Linked DNA regions of Homo sapiens: region 2 is linked to region 1. Evidence: chromatin loops called from intact Hi-C (ENCODE). Cell type or tissue: sigmoid colon. All regions are shown on one strand. Links, peaks and the distances in the headings refer to the core of each region. The heading gives the core; the rest is flanking DNA. Region 1 overlaps THADA (THADA armadillo repeat containing). Region 2 overlaps THADA (THADA armadillo repeat containing).

The links. Hi-C counts contacts between places; a loop is a spot of excess contacts. Peaks named below come from ENCODE experiments on the same cell type or tissue, not always from the same donor. Only the 100,000 strongest peaks of a DNase experiment are listed, where the experiment ranks them.
Region 2: a loop joins it to region 1, with 5 times the contacts of the local background. A loop is called at or near these places in 4 of 110 quality-filtered maps.

Annotation. Positions count from the first base shown.
Region 1 is chr2:43,396,459-43,406,550 of GRCh38, forward strand. THADA (THADA armadillo repeat containing) reads right to left here. Exons shown (of 38, transcript NM_022065.5): 29 at 1,513-1,681. Among named protein-coding and RNA genes, the nearest start is that of LINC01126, 170 kb to the left of the region's middle. RefSeq lists enhancers at 5,496-5,745, 5,826-6,015. In sigmoid colon, for the core only: no CTCF peak of the experiment used is centred there; a DNase peak (open chromatin) is centred at 3,533; H3K27ac peaks cover 773 bases.
Region 2 is chr2:43,247,365-43,257,456 of GRCh38, forward strand. The region is part of intron 36 of THADA (THADA armadillo repeat containing); the gene reads right to left. Among named protein-coding and RNA genes, the nearest start is that of LINC01126, 25 kb to the left of the region's middle. In sigmoid colon, for the core only: no CTCF peak of the experiment used is centred there; a DNase peak (open chromatin) is centred at 4,226; H3K27ac peaks cover 1,226 bases.

The sequences.
Region 1 (10,092 bases), core at 2,586-5,085:
CGACTGTGACACAGTGAAATGTAGTAGGCATTTGTTGAATATAGAAAACAACCAAGGAACGGCCAGGCACAGTGACTCATGTCCATAATCCCAGCACTTTGGGAGGCTGAGGTGGGCGGATCACTTGAGGTCAGGAGTTCGAGACCAGCTTGGCCAACATGATGAAACCCCATCTCTACTAAAAATACAAAAATTAGTGACTGTGGGGACAGGGGGGTGCAGGCTGCTTGTAATCCCAGCTTCTCGGGAGGCTGAGGCACGAGAATGGCTTGAACGCAGGAGGCGGAGTTTGCAGTGAGCCGAGACTGCACCACTGCACTCCTGCCTGGGAAACAGTGTAAGACCCTGTCTCAAAAAAAAAGAAGAAAGAAAAAAGAAAAAGATAGTTCTATCTTGCATTCTTATTACCTAGGGGGAATTAGTTATGAAATAATTAGTTTTCATTATAGTATAGGTTTATTAAAATTAATGATAATAATAACAATAATGACTGTCTATATATCTTGTGGTGTACCCGGCACTATTCTAAGCATGTTGTATGTATTAATTTCCTTAGGGTTCACAAAGTCCCTATGAGGTATATGCTACTATTATCCTTATTTCAAAAATGAAGACATGGATGTATAAGTAATGCGGGGTAGATCTGAGATTCACACCCAGGCAGTCTGGCTCCAGAGTTTCACCTTGTTAATCACTCCACACACTGCCTGCCATGTCAGCAGTGTCGATCTCAGGCTTATAACATGTATTGAGATCTCAAGGCCATCTCTCAACTCTGTTCATAAACCAGGAACATGACCTGACATTTATTTTCCACCCCTAACCGCATGCCTATATGAGCACTATAGCAGCCATTTGAACAGGAGACCTCACCAATACTACCTGTCCTCAAGTTAGGGTTGAAATAGGGCAGTTTCAGTAAAAAGTCTCTTTCTCATTTATTTTTTGTATGTTATTCTTTTCTAGAAGAAATGTTAGGTTAAAAACAATAAACTTGTACATTTATTCAAAGTAATAAGTTTTTTTTGGTAGCACAGAGAAAACAGGAAAGGTTCAATACTTCCACGTACTAAGGTGCTGTGCCACAGGGCAAACTCTCCCTGATGTGTACAGCTCTTCCTGTGCCTCTCAGGCTAACCTCTCTCAAGGAATGCTTTCAGTTTCACTCGGAATAGGTAGTAGCCCAGAATGTTTTGCAGGCATACTTGATGGAAAAGACAAAGTTTTATCTGGTTCAGAGAGGTGAGGCCAAGTGGGAGAAAGTATACTGCAGAAAACACAGGATGTATTGCAAAAGATAATATAAGAGAATCACAATGTAACACTGTAGTGATATTTGGGATGAAAAAAGTATAACTAGGAGATACCTGATCTTTCGGAAGTAGAAAAAAAAAAGTTCTACAGATAAAGTTAAGAGGCTGTGTATCAAATCTTCACCAGCTAACAGTACATAAGAAACCAAAGTTCATCTTATGGTGTTTGACAGAAGTCACACAAAGCAACTTTACTTACCTGGAGAAGTGTCCCATGAATGTGGTTTTGCCGGAAACACTGGTCAGTGCAGCTGGGGAGTGTGGACAACAGAGTTCGAATGGTATTAGGAATGTGATCTATCATAACAAATGGGACCAAGGCACGAGCTGCCATTTCACGGGAGTGGTAGACAGGTGAGTGACCACACCTGGGGAGAAATAAAAACACAAGACCATTCAATAGTCATCTCCACATCTGTGACTTTGTATATACTTACATTCTATCTAGCATGGCCTGGAACATCCAGGGGTTAGGGGGAGACAGGAGCTGCTCCTTATCCCAAATGATGTTTTGTATCTGCACTAGTTCTACAGGTGACTTTGCTTTGGTTAAAAACATTGCTAGCATCTATAATTCTTTATCATGGAGATTAAATGTAGACAGGCTTGGGAATAAGACAATAAACAGGTAGTAGCAAAAAACAACTTACTTGTTAACTATTTATTGGGTATTTATGATAAGCAAAAGCACCATGATAAGTGCCATAAAAAATAAGACAGTCACCATTGTCTTTGAAGAGCCCATACTTTGGTTGGCCAGAGGAAAAGTACATTTGAAAAAATGACCAAAAGTACGAGACAGTATAGGAAAAGTGAGAAGCAAGTGACCTTGACATTATGACTATAGAAACTCAGAAGAAGGATGGAACTCAGGAAAGCAAGCATGATTCAAGTAGGCCAAGAAAGATCTGAAGCCATTTCAACCAGGGGCAAAGTGGTATAAAGCAAGGCTAAAAATACTCAAGGTCTAGGTAGATGTGTTTGAATAACGCAGAGGTTCATGAATAACAGTAGAAGTTAAGGCTGAGAAGTGGGTCAGGCCATACTGGGGAGTGCTACGAATAGCATAGTACATGGTCTGAACTTACTGTTAAGAGAACAAGAGATGGACCTTCAAATCACCAAATCCTTGACTCTGGGCTGACTCATACCCAAAGAGCGGGAATAAAAGCCAGTTCTTAAATAGTGAAAGTCCTGGACAAGTTATTTTGAGATTCTAGAAAGGTCATTGTAAAGGCAGGTCATCTAAAGGCCTCTCAACTTCACAAACAATCAGAAACTTAAAGGCCATAACCATTTTGCTGAAACTGTGCACTTTAAAGCCTTCACAGATAGGAGATTGATTGAGAGGAAAGTCCAATATGCTAAGTACCAGCTTAACTAAGTTCTTTACTAGAACGCTCAAGACTTCATGATTTTTCATCCAATTAAAAAGGTAACTCAACTTACAGAAATATCTTAGATCACAAGAATAGGGAAGGTCAGAAGACGGTAGACTCTGTAGGGGAAAAGAGATGGCCTCTTGACTGTTTTCAAAACTAATCTGTGTTTACAAAGGAATTACTTGGTAAGAATTAGGCCATTAGGGCTACATGGCCATGTTGGCTCAGTAAGTAGAGGGACAGGGCCCTACAATAGCAATGTTTCTAACACCCTAGAGGTTATCACCAACATTTATTCTAATATGCCAACAGAAATACAGATACAATTTCTGTACAAATAGAATAGCCTGAGCAGAATTTCATCATGGTGTTGGGGGAGGCAGGGGAAGAGGAAAAAGAAGTATGGGGTGTTTAAAAAAAATGTGTCTTTTTCCCCCAAGACAGTTACGTCTATTGGGTAGGTCCAGCAGCACATAGTTTCAGGATGGAGAAGAGGTCACCTCACATTATCTGTGGGAAAGCAGAGAGCTATGGTTACAGTAGGTAGCTGGACAGTTCCCACAACTCATCCTGGACAGTTCCCAAAACTCATCCATTTTCTCACTTATTCTTTTTAAGTGATTAAATGTTTAATCTGTAATTGGCAAATGCAGAAAAATGTTTGCTTTGGCCTATAGGAAATGGTAAGGGTGGGGGTCGGGGAGAAACTTCATTTGACCAAAAAACAAAAAAACAAAAAAACAAAAAACAACTCTGAAAATGTTTTGAAATTTAATTAGCAAATGACCTCACTTAGTAAGGCAGTCATTTGTTGGAAGCTTCCCCTTCTGTCTGTCCCCGACCTCTCCAACACACACACTTTGTGTTACACTGTGTTTTATGTTACCGAAAGGGCTCTTGTATATAAATGTTTCTTTTCAAATACAAATAACTCTGACATGGTTACAGATGTTTAGTTTCCAATTAGCAGTGACTGTACACTAAAGAATGCCCCTCCTTTTGCTCCTGACTTTTGTAAATGATGATTTCCCAAAGGATTCTGGCATCCATACAAGAGGAAGGATGGAAAGGGGGAAAAGTGCCAGTATTTTCTGCTTTTGGATACCCTGTGTTAGGGTGGTTTCCAAATGCACACAACCAGGTTAAAAAGCAAAACAAAACCTCTCCTCAAAAAAGTAATGCAATTACCAAAAAAGAAGCCAATTCTTGAAGTAATATTTAATTAAGTAACATTCATTATAAAGCAATGGTTAAATATTCTATCGCAAATTCTTTAGGTGGAAAGATTAGATCATAGACAAATTTATATATATATATATATATAAATATATACACTAAGAAAAAAAATTTCTAGGTTACTGTTTTGTCGCCTACTGGCGGCAGGGAGGGGGTCTGATGAGAACATTTAGAATCTAACGGTTAAGAGAATAGAAAATTAGAACACCTGAATTTTCATTCTGCTTTGGACACTGAGTTCTGTGACTTGGACAAGTCACAGTAACCTCTCTGAGTCTCAGTACAGTTAAGAATGGTGGCAATGCTTTCCACCTAGTGGTCTGACATGATGTCTAAGAGAACACTCCAAGAAGGAAGGGCTCCAGAAATTCCAAGTTTTTACAGTGCACTGTGCCAGTGTCCAGTAATAGCATCAGTATACTCCAGAATTACAGGCCTGTGAGTAGCCCCAAAAAGAGAATTAAGACCATGTGGTGAATTCTGTGCTGTTTTAAAAAGGTAAGACAACATGTTGATAATATGAAGGCAAAGAGGGTCTTTTTTTGGCCACTATTAAAAGTGATGAGGAAGAGTCTCAAGCCCTTCTGAAATAAATCGGATAGCCTCTGTCTCTCTAAGTCTCAGTGTCTTCCATAAAATAAAACAAATACACTTAAGGTCTCGAAGGTCATTTCTACTTTTAACATTCCTTGAAAATCAGTTCCTCTAATAGCCCTAAGCTATGTTCTAGGCCTGAATACTAGGTTCTCCACAGAATCTGCAAGGTACACAGACACCAGTGTCTTAAAACCTCTAGCCCTCTCACTTCAATAAACCCTTTCCATGTTCATTTTAATCACTTATTTATTGACTGCCTACCATGTCCTCAATACTGTGTGACATGAGACATGACACTTTTTCTTTTTTTGAGACAGAGTCTCGCTCTGTCACCCAGGCTGGAGTGCAGTGGTGTGATCTCGGCTCACTGCAAGCTCTGCCTCTCAGGTTCACGCCATTCTCCTGCCTCAGCCTCCCGAGTAGCTGGGATTACAGGCGCCTGCCACCACGCCCAGCTAATTTTTTTTATTTGTAGTAGAGACGGCCTTTCACCGTGTTAGCCAGGATGGTCTCGATCTCCTGACCTCGTGATCCACTCGCCTCAGCCTCCCAAAGTGTTGGGATTATAGGCGTGAGCCACCATGCCCAGCTGAGACATGATACATTTTTAATAGGAATACTTGCATCACACAATTGTACAGCACTTGACAGTTGATAAAACACCTGCACACCTGTGATCTCTTTACTATGCAACATTCCTGTAGACAAAAGGGCATTATAAACCTAAATTAACAGAAGAAAAATAAAATGAAGCTCAGAAGGATTCAGTGAAAACTCTGAGGGCTAAGTGTAAGCAATGCTCACGGCAGACTGTGATCCAGAGCTCTCTGGCTACCCAACCTGTAGCTCACACCTGGAAATCAAGGGAGCATAAAAATATCTCCTAGCTAACAAAAACACAAACTGTAATTTACACATATTTGGAAAATTTCTAAATGAGTGGTTTTTTGTTGTTTTTTTTTTTAAAAAAAATTTTAAGGATCATGAAAATATTTCAGAAACTAATGTAAACTATGGACTCTCTCACAAGAGGAATATATTTATGAACATATGCACACAATTTCCCACACAGTTTCAGGTTCGTGACACACATCCAAAACCCTTGTGGGGGGAGTTTCCCAGACCCAGGTGGAGAACCTCCTGCTGCTCCTTTGCATACATCAATGACCACACGATGTGGCTGTCAGGTTTGTGTTCTGCTGCATGTGACACAGCAGTGAAGAACACTGCTCACAGGGAACCACCAGCTTAGAGGCGATATACAGCCTGCTCATCACAAATCGGTGGTACCCATGCAGACATTCACAGCCGAAGAGTGGCACAGAAAAGTGAAGTGGGAGGCAGAGCTGAGACAATTTTCTGCAACAGATGAAGGATCTTCAAATGAGGGTGAAATACACACTTGGACTTAACACTTGAGGAACCAAGAAGAGTTCAGAATGCACTATTCTCAGCAAAAAAAGGACCATTCTGCTGAGATCATGCTAACTTTACCACCTTTAACAGAGTGGGGGCTAAGCTTTTTCTAAGTGTTCTCCTCTCATATCTACTCTCACAATCTGTTCTTTTTTTCTGAAAGGTTTCAAAGGTAAGTGGCTATACATCACCAAAACTGTCTCTGCCCACACACATCCGTAGGGACATCTACTGAGTACCTAGCACAGCACACACTTGGTCAGGTACCAGAGAACTGGAGAGAAAATCACTGCCTAGGCCACAAGCAACCTACAGTCTAGTGTGGAAGACAGAAGAACCAGCCAATGATTCTCAGGCCATGAGAAGTAAACACAAGCTGCTGCTGCTGTGTAAGTGTGACTCCTGTGTGTGGGAGTACTAGTCTAGGTGATCATGCCCAGCTCTGCCTAAGTGGGGAGAGGCGGCGGAGAGGCAGAGAGCGCTTGGGTTTGGCAAGAAAGAAGTCCTTTCCCAGGCCTGTGCCTTTCCCTGTGTGAACCCAAACTGCCCCTCAGGGCACCCAGACAAAAGGAAGGAAACTGAGATTAAGTCACTAGTATGTGCCAGGACTGGCTATGTGCTTTTGATACACTATTTTAATTATTTCATTAATCTTCATTCCAAGGTCAGTGTCATTAACCTTATTTTAAGATGAACAGAGTGAGGTGTCCCAGCATACTTTGGGTCATAAAACTAGCATAAAGCCTGCATTTTAATTAGGGTCTGTCTACCTACAAAATTCAGTCTTTCTAAGACTTTACAACGCAGTTGCCTCAAAATCCCCAGAGCCTTGGAAAAGCCGAATGTTTCCAAACATTCAACCTAATCACACTGAGGTATGAACAACTTAGAGAACCAATCAGTCTCTAATTTGTAGACCGTGAAGCAGAACAACGAAGATGATGCTGATAATAGCTAACATCTCCTGAACACTTATTAAAGACCAGGCTCTATATGTGGTACCTCATTTAAATCTGACAAGCCAGAGTGGCTGAAAGAAACTTTGTAGGCAATGTTGGGGAGGTATTTTTGAACTGAGGGAACTTTAAGGCTCAGTAGCACTGGGCGAGTCCCTGCATGTCACAGGAACCAGAGGCTTCAAAGTCTCCAAATGGCTTCAGGATCCAGCCAATATCCCCTTCCATCCTACCTCATTAACATAATTAACATTCCCCCAGTTCCTCCCCATTTCCTGGCCCACCTCCAGCCCTGATTCTTATTTTTCAGGTGAGGCTATACCATATGCAAAACAGAGGCCCCAAACTTCTGTCAATGATGAAAAGGACCATCCACTTGCTCTAGATGCCCCTACTTAACCAAGCGGTTTGCATCTTCAGAGCTGGTATGAGTTCAAAAAAGCTATGTCTGACCCTGACCCCACACCCCCAACACACCCCCTAAAACCTCTCACTAAAGTTACTCAAGAATGCCAGCCATGCCATTATGGTCTGTTTGTCCTACAGCACAGCTGTCAGCTCCTGGGAAATGGTCATCTACTGACAACCCAAAGTTGAGACAACCCTATTTAATAGGCCATCTCTAAAGGCTGGGTGACACACAGCAGGCTGAAGCTCTGGATTATACTACCTTCAAAAAATCTTTTTTCTATGTATGTTTTGGCAAGCCAACTAGTGCCTTTGCACATTTCAGTTCATTCTCACTAGAGTAATGTCCTTTTACTCTTGTACTTTTACTCCTGTACTCTTGTAATGAAGAGGGGAACTCCTCTTCATCTTCTGAACTATGCTAAGGTATTACATTTTTGTTTAGAGACAGGGTCTCGCTCTGTCACTCAGGCTGGAGTTCAGTGGTTTGATCATAGCTCACTGCAGCCTTGAATTCCTGGGCTCCAGTGATCCTCCCACCTCAGCCTCCTGAATAGCTGGGATTACGGTTGGGTGCCACCAGGCCTAGCTAATTTTCTTTTTCTTTTCTTTTTTTTTTTTTTTTTTAAAGTAGAGACAGGGTCTCATACACCTGGCCTGAAGTGCTCCTCCCACTCTGGCATCCCAGAGTGCTGGGATTATAAGCATGAGCCACCATGCCTGGCCTCTGCTAAGGTACTACCTTTTTTGTGAAACTTTACTGTACCTTCTGTGATCAGAATCAATCACTTCCTTCCCTCTGCCTACTCCAATTGCATATTTAGCTCTCCCATAGCAGCCAGTGCATCTCACTTACCTTCCCCACAGTAGCTCTCAGGCATCATCATGTCTGCTAGACTGAAATGACATTGAGAACAGAAACAGGGTCTTCATAGTTCTTTATCACAGAGCGCATAGGACAGGGACTTAAGAACATGCTCTGGAATCCAGCAGACCTAAGTTTACATCTGAGTTCTGACACTTACTAGTGTGTGACTTTAGATAAGTCAGTAAACCTAGGTTTGTACCTTCTATAAATGGGGAAAAGGAAGAGTGCTCATTTCATAGGGCTGTTGTGAAGTTTAAATGAAATAATGCATGAAAATAAAATGCCTAGAAGACAGGCAGGTGGAATAATTTGAAAATAAAACCTTTATACACATTTACAAATTGTTTTTCTCTAGTGTTCTTTGTCTCAACAACTGGCTGAGGAAACAGAGCCTGGCCTGTACCAAACAGGCTCCAAGTGCTCACAGAGGCCTACCCTCCTCCTTCCCCTCTAAATGAGCTGGAAAGGAGAGGAGGCTTGAGTTTCTCTGGGGCCTATTCACTTGTTTATGTGAAGCCCATTGGCTTTATTCTCCAGGTCCAGGGCCCAAGTCTATTTTCTGTCGACTCTACCGCTATTATACTAAGATTTCTTTTTCCTTTTTAATTCTGTGTGGTTCGTAGTTTCAAATCTTGCCTTCAGGAAAACATATATGTGTGGGTACGTGTGCATGCATAAAAGAGAGAAACCACACACACACACCAAGTTTGTATCCAGTGAGTTGGAAAAAGCAGATATTTCTGCACGACCTGTAAGTATTAAATATGTTTTTGTTATAAATGTGGCATTCCTGAAGCCCTTTTCCACATTCTCAGGTGAGTTCAGTGATGGCCAAGGTTGCCAGATTCTCTACTTGTTCTTCCTATGCCAATATTCCATTCATCAAAGGATCTACCACCACCACCCGAACTAGTTGCTCCTTTTCCTGCAATTCAAACCACTAGCACATAAAAATTGCATTGACTGTAATCTTGCCCTCTGCATAGCTCAGGGATTTCTTTATTCAAATATATTTCTTGGAAGAGTAATGAGTTCGGAGCTTTTAAAGTTTGATTTTTTAAAAATCCTTGGTTTGGGTAGTAAGGAGAAAATAAGAGCTGTAGACAGTAGCTAAGCTAAAAACTGCACATTTCCAGACACACAAAGTAACTTCAGGTAGAATGTTTACATACGTTACCTATCGGGCAGCTCAAAGCTCTTTGCAAATTAATTCTAAGCAACACATTAAACCCTTAAAAAAAATTATGAAGAAAGGCCAACAATAAGCCACAACAGAACATCTGAAAACTGTAGTGTGTGACCCCTTGAGACAAGCCCAACCACAGAGTCTAAGCCTCAGAAAAGCATGCTTTTGAGGTCACCTTCACATTGCCTCCCAGTGACCCAGGCTGACAGGCCACAGGCTATTAATTCCAGGCTGTGAAATGTCAGCTGCTGGGAGCTAGAAATCAGCCTCCATCATCTGGACATCCCTCCACTTGCCCCTGCAAGAAATAGGCACAGCACTCAGCAACCTGACGTGGCAGAAACACAGTCCCAGGTGCAATGGCTATGGCTACTTGATTCATACCATCCCTTTCAGTGCCAGGAAATAAGGCAAGGAGATTTTCCAACAGGGAGGGGTGAAGGTACACAATGCAGTTGTTACTTTAAAAGCTCTCTAAACAATATGCTTTAATTGTTCAGAATTAGAAATATTCTTAAATAAATGAAAAGATGCATAATTTCTGAACGCTAATTTCTGGTCACTTGCTGATCAAAATGTAGAGATGAAGCATGAAAATTACATTTCATTTGAAATTTCATTTAAATGTTTCATCATTTTTTGAGACAACAACAAATACAATTTGAAACTGAATTTTTCAGATTCCAACCAAATGTTTTAGACAGCTGAGAAGAAGATTCTCCTCAGGGGC
Region 2 (10,092 bases), core at 2,794-5,293, 150 kb before region 1:
AAAAATAAAACTCACAAGTTCTAAAACTGGGCATGAAAAGTCCTACTGACTAAAATTGTTGAATAAAAATAAAATCACTATTAAAGGCTGGGCACGGCCGGGTGAGGTGGCTCATGCCTGTAATCACAGGACTTTGGGAGGCTGAGGTGGGGAGATCACCAAAGGTCAGGAGTTGCCAACATGGTGAAGCCCCGTCTCTACTAAAAATATAAAAATCAGCTGGGAGTATTGGCAGGTGCCTGTAATCACAGCTACTCGGGAGGCTGAGGCACGAGAATCGCTTGAACCCAGGAGGCGGAGGTTGCAGTGAGCTGAGATCGCGCCACCGCACTCCAGACTGGCGACAGAGCAAGACTCCGTCTCAAAAAAAAAAAAAAAAAAAAAAAAAAAGGGGGGTGCTGGGCATAGTGGCTCATGCCTATATTCCCAACATTTTGGGAAGCTGATGTGGGAGGATCACTTGAGCCCAGGAGTTCAAGCCCAGCTTGGGCAACATAGTGAGAACCTGTGGCTACAAAAAATTTAAAAATTAGCTGAATGTGGTGGTACATGCCTGTGGTCCCTGCTACTTGGGAAGCTGAGGCGGGAGGATTACTGGAGCCTCAGAGTTCAAGGCTGCAGTAAGCTGTGATCACACTGCTGTACTCCAGCCTGGGCGTCAGAGCAAAACCCTATCTTAAAGCAAAACAAAACAAACAAAAAAAAAGTTGATATTTAAGAAAATAAAGGAGAACTTTAGGAAATGCCTTCACTGCTCCATACAGAAATATATATATATATATATATATATATATATATATAGAGAGAGAGAGAGAGAGAGAGAGAGAGAGAGAGAGAGAGAGAGAGAGAGACAGAGAGAGAGAGAGACAGAGAGAGAGAGAGAGAGACGGAGTCTCGCTCTGTCACCCAGGCTGGAGTGCAGTGGCATGATCTCGGTTCAGTGCAACCTCTGCCTCTCGGGTTCAAGCGATTCTCCCACTTCAGCTTCCTGAGTAGCTGGGATTACAGGCGTGCACCACCATGCCTGGCTAATTTCTTTGTATTTTTAGTACAGATGGGGTTTTGCCATGTTGGCCAGGCTGGTCTTGAACTCCTGACCTCAGGAGATCTGCCCGCCTTAGCCTCCCAAAGTGCTGGGATTATAGGCATGAGCCACCACGCTCGCTCAGTAAAGAAAATTGATTAAGGAATTAAACTGGATTGTAGGAGTTACGATGGAAAATAATTTCTTGATGAAATGAATTAATGTTCATATAATTCAGATTAGAAATTTGCATTTACATAGAGTCACAGTGTCCTCCAGGTCAAAATATTGAAATCAAAACACATGGAATCCGTTTTGAAAGTTTTGTACCTGAAGGAAGAAAAAGGACACAAATCTCCTCCATATTTAGCCCTCACTCAGAAGGAGCGGCCCGGGCCGCTTCCACAGGCTTCCTGTCCCCACACTCTCAGCCTCGTGCCCAGTCTGACTGGGCTCTCTCGGCAGTGTGTGCAGTGCTCTGGAGCTCTCTGGAACTCTGAGGCGCCCTCCTCTGCTGCTTCCTGCTTTACTTTTTCTTCTCCACAGCATCTCATGCTCTGCCTTCACCTCTGTATGCACAGTAACCTGTCTGACAATTGTGCCCCTTTTTAAACACCTCTCAAACTTGTCACCTCTCCATCCCCACTGCCACTTCCTTGGTCCATCCTCACCATCCTTCCTCTCAGAACAATGGTAGCCTTCCTTTTTTTTTTGAGATGGGGTCTAACTATGTTGCCCAGGCTGGGTGGAGTGCAGTGGTGCAATCATGGCTCACTGCAGCCTCAACCTCCTGGGCTCAAGTGATCTTCCCACCTCAGTCTCCTGAGTAACTGGAACTACAGACACACGCCACTACACCCAGCTAATTTTGCATTTTTTGTAGAGACAGGGTTTTTGCCATGTTGTCCAGGCTGGTCTTGAACTCCTGGGCTCAAGCATTGCTCCCACCTTGGCCTCCCAAAATGTGGGGTTACAGGTGTGAATCGTTGTGGCCGGCCAATGATGGTAGCTTTCTAAGCAGGCTCCTTGCTTCCAGTCTTGTCTAGACTCCAAGCTTTCCCCTTCCCTGTGGTCAGGGTGACCTGTCTAAGACAACTCTGACCTGATTATGTCTCAGTCTAAAAGCCTTCAGTGCTCCCACAAGGCCCAAATGTCCTACATCCTTAACATTAAAGACTCTTTCTACGTGGCTTCCCGGCCCCCTAGTTGCAGGAAAAAGTAAGTTCACAGCTCTCTTATATCCCTCCCTCATCACTAGTGGATTGGCTGTACCAGCCATGGGTATTTTAGGCTTACAATTTCCTTCATTCTGGGTGGCTGAGTCCCTTTCTCTTAAGTTCTTCCTGGGCCTTAGTCAAATCTTTTCAAGTGACCCTGAATCTTCTCAGTACCCCATCCCCTTCCCACCCCCATCCAAGCTGTCTTTCTTCTGATTACCAGCATCTCTGTGGTGACCATACTCTTTTTTCTTCGGTTTATTTCCAGATCTAACAGAATGATGACATTGTGCCAATTCTCAGTGTCTTGGGAGGTGGGGATAGGTTGGAACATGCCTGCTATTCCTTGTCAGAGCAGACCTGGGGAGGATGTCCATCAAGAAAGGACCTCCAGTTCCTCAATAAGTCAAAGAATTACCATGTGACCCACAATTCCACTCCTAGGTACATACCCAAGAGAACTGAAAGCAGTACCCAAATAAAAGCTTATACATGAATGTTCATGCAGCACTATTCACAGTAGCCAAGAGGTGGAAACAACACAAATGTCCATCCATTAATGGATGAATGGATAAATAAAATGTGGTAGATCCATACAATGGACCATTACTCAGCCATAAAAAGAACTAAAAGTGCTGATTCACGCTACAGCATGGATGAACCTTGTAAACATTATGTCTAATGAAAATAGCCAAGCACAAAAGGTCATATATAAATCCATTTATATGAAAAAACTTAATAGGAAAAGTCACGGAGACAGAAAGCAGACTGGCAGTTGCCAGAGGCCAGGGGATAGTGGGGACTACTTAATGGGTACAGGGTTTTTAGGGAAGTGATGAAACCGTTCTGGAACTAGATAGTGGTAATGACTGCACACGACTGTAAAAGTACTAAACGCTACTGGAACTGTATACTTTAAAATGATTAATTTTATGTTTATTTCATCTCAATAATATATAAACATGAAAAAAGAAAGGGGCTGGGCATGGTGGCTCACACCCGTAATCCCAAAACTTTGGGAGGCCAAGATCGAAGGATCCTTAAACCCAGGAGTTTGAGACCAGCCTGGGCAACATAGTGAGATCGTTTCTCTATAAAAATAAAATAAAATAAAATAAAATACAGTAAAATAAAATAAAATAAAAGGACCCTCATGGGGATGGAGCAGGATAGTGTGTCAAGAACAGAGGACAATGGGTAATTCAATTCTGTGTCCCTGAGGCGTTAAAGCAAAGGGAATGGGCAGGAAAGTGGGCCCATTTGCTTTAAAGGGATTGGGCCTCTTCAATGAGTATTTCTCCCCAGGATGCATTCTCCAAAGACTAACCCTAAGAAGGGAGGTGAGGGGTGGACAGACGAAGGTGAACAGAGGGGTTAAAACAAGAGTGAAAAGGGGTCAGGCCTCCTTCCCTGTTTGCTGGGGTCTGGGCTCACACAAGGACAAGAAGACTGGAAAGGTTGCAGCCTGAGAGGGGTGGTCTGCACAGCCACCAAGAAGGGAACCCTTGCTTTCTGGTAATAAAGCAAGACATTTCACATCTGAAATCACCTGCATGGTAAGACTCAAATGTAAGTGGATCCTGTGAAACACAGTTTTATGCAGAGAGCAGAGATCAGATCAGATCACAAAGCTGCAAAGAGAAATCTCTTTACCTAAATTACACAGAACCACTCGTCTGGTTTCCATTTCACTGCCTGAGTCTGTTTTATAGTTGTGCTTTTTCATGAAGGCTTTTAAGGGAGGCTATACCCTGACATCATGTGGAAAAAATGTCCAAATACAATTACATTACAGAGCAGCACTCTTGGAAGAGAAGGCAGCCCTGAAGCCTGCTGGTGTCCTGTTTCCTCTCCTTTAAACCCATTTGTTGCTCTCTGCTCTCTAAAAGCAGAAGCCCCCAATCCCAGCTCACCTGGTCTGCTTCCTGTCTCTGTCAGCGTGCGAAACACCGGTCTGGGAAATACAGCAATCTAAGGTACTGTGGGACTGTGTACTCCCGAGTGGGAGATGTGGCAGGGCCACAGGGAGCTGTGTCCAGCTGGGGCATGCCTAGCACCAGCCCACAGGCCTGAGCCAGCTTGTCTCATGTCATGCACCTTACAATCATGGTGAGGAAACAGGGCCTCCCTCTGTTGGCTTTCTCAGAAATCTACTCCAAAACCTCCTACCTCCTCCCCTATCCTCATGCCTTTTTCAGATGTGTCCCCATGTTCAGGGAATAGTTTTTCTCAAAAGCTCTTATGAAAAAATAGTTCCCCTCAATTAAAATCTGTCATATTGTGAGCAAATTCTCCATATGTGTCATCTTTTCCGTGTTTCTTCCTCCTCCCGGCAGAAGCTACCATTCTCCTGATTTTCCATTCGGGGCTGTTCCTTCTGTCCCTGAGTCTCTGACTTGGACGGAATAGCAAACTCCTTCTGCCACTCCTAGATAATCCCCCTGCCATTCCCCACAATCTCTCTTTTGAAGTCCATACTAACCATCTCCCCATTCTTGCTGGCTACAGACCTGGCCTTCTTCAATGACTGCGCCATGGCCACCCCATCTGGGACTTCCACATCCATAAAGATGTCCCTCCCAGTATTTGCTTTCACCATTTTTCAACCTCTTCAATTCAAATACTCCCCATCTCTGATTTTACTCTACTCCCAATTAACCATGATGACATCTGAGAACTTGTCATTATTTAGAACTGTTTCAACTCAAGATCTCAAATTCTAAGTTTTATCATCACTTTGAAATGAACATCAGTATCATTGCGAACGTTTAGTGGGTACTTATGTGCAAGGCACTATCATATGTACTTCATATATATTAATTATAATGACCTTTTAAAGTAGGTTTTATGAGCCCCATTTTATAATGGGGTATAACAGAGAGACACAGTTTAGGATTTGGGATTTAAGCCACATAGTCTACACACTATGGCTCCCACATCATATGGCCTCTTTAATATTCCTAACACGACTGTTTAACCTTCTACCTTTTCCACTGAAATTACCCACGCCCCCTACTCCTGACCACATCCTTGACCTTGCCCTCTCTCCCAGGCTATTATTCTACATTATCCAGGATTCCCCAGGCCTGTGATGATCTTCCTAGTCCCCAGTGCTCTTGTCAATCTGATCTGCCACCAGGCTCAACAATGTTCCCTAGCCACCTCTCCCCAAACCCAATCTACTGTTCTACTTTGAGCCACCAATTCCAGCTGAGTAGCGGCAGTCTGCTGATGAAGCTGTCTATAAACTCACGCTGTTTAATCTCAGCTGGAATCTCCATGTCCTCTGGTAATTCTTTTCTTCCTATTCTGGTGACTCCTAACTGATCCTCTATATAAACTGTTCCAATCTTTTCCCTGTCTCTACATCTTACTCCCTAACCACTCATTCTTGACTTCTTGACTTGACATTCTTGATAATCTTGACTTCTACAAGGACATTCAGCATAAGCTCAAACTTCCGTCCCCCTCAAAGTCAAAGCTTCTCTAATGACTCTTTTGAAACATTGGCTTGAAGACAGATCAGGGTCTAGAAGATGTGGTTTTAGGGCAGGGGAGTGATGTAAATATTTGTATGAGAAGGAGCCACTGGAGGTAGAGAAGGAGAACCTGAAGACGCCTGGGAGGAAAGGGAATCGTGGCTGGATAGAGGTCATGGGGGAGGTATAAGGTGCTGTGTGAAGGATGTGTGCAGGGGAAAGAGCACCTTTTTTGCTGAGTTTGAATTGGGGAGGATAAGAAGACAGGTGATGTAGCAGAGTGGTCAACACTTGGGCCCTTTGCCTACCTCCTACTTACTTCTAAACTCCTTAAAGGTGGCTCTAACCTCCCACTACTGAACCTTCTCTCTCAACTCTCACTCATGACATTTTCTCAATCCTCATCGTCCTTAACCTGACCTTTCAACAGTGTTTGCGTGGGTGACCAAACCTGCCCTCTTGATAGTTTTTCCTTATGTGGGTTTCATGACAATGGAACCTCTTGGTTTTCTTGATGGGTCTTCGTTATTCCCTTTGCTAGCTCCCCTTCCAAACTGCTACGATGGCCTAAAAATGCTGCCCACCTTTAATTTCTCTCTCCTCTCCTGAGCTACTCATCTCTCTTTTTGCATTCACTCATTCAATATATAATTATATTAAGTACCTACCATGTGCCAAGTACATGGCAGCTATTAAACTGTAGCTGAATTAATGTTAATGTGTAGCTCTGATCACGCTGCTTATTTGCTCAAAAATCTTTACTGGTTCTCTGATGTAAATGATATCCAGGTTCTTTGGCCTAGCATTCCAGGTTTTAGCAGACATCTGTTGTTTTTGCTGCCCACCTTCCATTCGCCCTCCTTTGGATAGCTGTCCCCAGTCTCCCTCTGGAGACCCAGCCCCTCCACACCTTTTAGTCCATGTGGTTTGGGTGGGGCTAACCCTACCCTCAACTCCAGGCATGGGTACCCGCTCCAGACAGGTTCCAGGCCTATCCCTGAACTAATCTCAGAGGCCAGGAATATGATGCCCTCACTGGCATCTGGCCCCTGAGATTAGATCAGGGATAGGCCTGGACCCCAACTAGAGCCAATAAAATGCAATGGGATTGTACTGACACAGGACTTGGACTTGAATAAATGAAGATGTAAAGGCTAGAGCTGCTGTAGCCATCTTAAACTCCAAGAAAAGTGTGAGCTGATCGAAAACAGAACCAACCTAGGAGCAGAAGGGAGAAATGACAAGAAACCAGGTCCTTGGGACACTGTTTGAGTCCTTGAATTATGTCATGTCTTAAGCCAGTCTTAGCCTTGGAATTCTCAGTTACACGATCCAGTATGCCTCCCTTATGCTGAAGTGGGCTGCATTGGACATTCTGTCACTTGCATCTGAAAGAATCCTATTTGATCCAAAGGTCGTTTGTGTCATCCCGCTTCATCTCACCCCACCCTACTCACGCACTCGATGCTTGTACCACACTAACATTCCTTTCCTGAACAGGCCTCATACTCTGCCACCCATGTCTTTCTGGAATGTTCTCCATCTTTCTCATCTTTTCCTCTTGAAATTCTGCCCATCCTTTAAGGTTTGGCTGTAATGAACTTTCCTCCAAGCAGCCATTCTTCTCTAATTTCCCCCAATGACAAATGTTTGTTGGATAAAGTCTAACTGAACACACAGTGACATGGAGAACCTGGATCCAAGGTTCCTTAAACCTGATGCAGAGACCTGGGCCTCCAGCAAACTTGTTCATCTCCCCTCAGGGCTTGGGACTTGTTTTCTCGGTCCCCCCACTGGTCTACATCCTTGTCTCCTGCACTCTTTGGTCATCACTTCCCAAAAAGTTTTTCTGGGGACACTGGCTTTTTGGAATGTTAGTAGATATTTAAAACAACATAAAACACTCCAAACTTCAAAACCAACCAAAGCAGCTTTACTCCAGCTGGAAACTAAAGAGTGTAACTATTTAGTAAGTTTGGGAAATTCTGGGTTAAACAAATATTTCTATTTTAAAAACCTGGGGAGGTGGGGATGGGGGCAGAGTATGTAGCTTTTCTCCAACTTACTCATAAAGCAGGTACCAGAGCAGAGGGACGTACCACATTCTTCTCTGAAAACATATTTAGGTTTAAGGTAGGTGCGGGTTATTTTATATACACATATAAATATCCTACTCTTTGTTCAAGGTGCCTATTTGCTCTGCACAGTGACTATTATGAACACAGAAAACTGTTCATTGTTAAATATGGCATGCTAAGTGGTTTTGCTTTCTGGCAAATCTCCAAACCATAATTATTAAGGGACTGGAGCTGCTGAGGAATTCTTGGGTTACAAGAGGCTTTGATCCTGTTCCTGCCTTCTTTCCCTGACATGAATTTCCACGGGTGTGGCTGACTTTCATTGTTTTTCACTGCTGTGGTGCTGCTGTGAAGGTGAAGGATTAAACAGAACTTCAAGGTGACAAGGGATTGGGCCCCCCAGAACTGCTGAGAGGAGGCTCTGGCTAAACCTCTCCCGCCTTTTGGAGCCCCAAATGGCTGTAACCAAGGGAATGCACAAGCTCCATCCAAGTATTGGAGTCGGGGAATGCTGTGGCCTCTAATATTTGGTTTCCCACACACCCCGGGAAGCTCAGATTCTTAGGCCTCACTCATTATCGGGTTTCCAGCTGGGGTGAAGCCTCTGTCTGTACTAAACGGCTGACAGGACTTTGCTCAGCAAAAGGCAACAGGCCCCGGGTGGGTGAGGCTTTGTTATTTCATTCCCATCAAAGGTGAGAGATCTGATCCAAAATTCTTTGGGCAACTACAGCCATTTGACGTGTGTAGCCCTCAAACTCATGGAGCTGCCTCCTTTACAGGGTCAAGAAGACACCTCAGCTCGGTCACAGACCATTAGGTGAACTATTGAAAGAGCCAATCTCCTTTCTACTGAAACATTTGCTGAAATGTCAAGGGGCACATAACTATTCTTTCAGGCTCTTTTAAATTCTCCCCTGCCTGTAAGAAGAGGTAAGAAAGAACACCTGGATGTTCATGAATCCAAGATAGAAGGAATAAAAACACTCCTCCCAAAATGAAGTGGTAAGGTCCTCTTAACTTGGTGAAGAAAAGGCTTCTCTAACAAACAGAAACCCGCTTACGTCTGGGTGCGGTGGCTCATGCCTGTAATCCCAGCACTTTGGGAGGCCAAGGTGGGAGTTATCACTTGAGCACAGGAGTTTGAGACCAGCCTGAGCAGCACAGCGAGACCTTGTCTCTCTTCTACTTTTTTTTTTTTTAAACCAGTTAGCATTTGGATTGGGGATAGAACCTTGCTCACTTTTTGACATTGTATTTATTTATTTTTTTGAGTCTGTCTTCCAGGCTGAATGAAGTGCAGGGGCATGATCACGGCTCACTGCAGCCTCGACCTCCTAGTGGGCTCAAGTGATCCTCCTACCTCAGCCTCCGAAGTAGCTGGAACCACAGGCACATGCTACCATTCCTGGCTAATTAAAAAAAGAAAAATAAATAAATAAATAAATAATTTTTTTTTTTTGGTAGAGACAGAGTATGTTATGTTGCCCAGGCTGGTCTCAACCTCCCAGGGTCAAGTGATCCTCCTCCCTCAGACTCTTGAGTAGCTGGGACCACAGGTGTGTACCATCAAGCCCCCCTAATTTTCTTATTTTTTGTACAGATGAAATCTCACTACGTTGCCTAGGCTGGTCATGACCTCCTGGGCTCAAGTGATCCTTCTACCTCAGCCTCCCAAAATGCTGGGATTATAGGTGCGAGCCACTACACCTGGCCAACATTCGTTTTTATTCATATTTTAATACAAACAAAATCACCTTCATTTTATACAGAAACTGAAGCCAAGAGAGTAGAGCCAAATAGCTCAGGATAGAGAGGACTCCCTGATTCCCAGATCAGTATTCTCTCTCCAAGATGGCAACTGTCCTTCAAAGTTTTCTTCCCAGATGGGAAAACGCCTCCCATCTGGTAGACAGGTAGAGGTCCCTCTGTTGGTGGGTGGAGAGGGGGGATGGAAAAACAAAGGCAGACAGAGAGAATGGGAGAGAAAACAGACATCAGAGTCCTTGAAGGTAGCAACTAGCAACCAGAAGCTTCTAACACAGGGGGACGTCAGAAAGTTGTCCAGACTACCTGTTTTGGGAGGGGACAGAGTGGAGTTTCCTTCAAGTGTCTGCTCCCACTGGGAGAGGCAGAGAGGGAAGGCACAAGGCCCCTGGGGCGCTTGTCTCTAACCCCAAACCCTGCGCCTCCCTATGACAGGCTGCTTCTCACTGCATAGGAGTCAGGCAATCAATCATAAAGAGGAGAGAGGAGGCTTCTCCCGGGCCAGCGGGGCCCAATTCCAAAAGGCT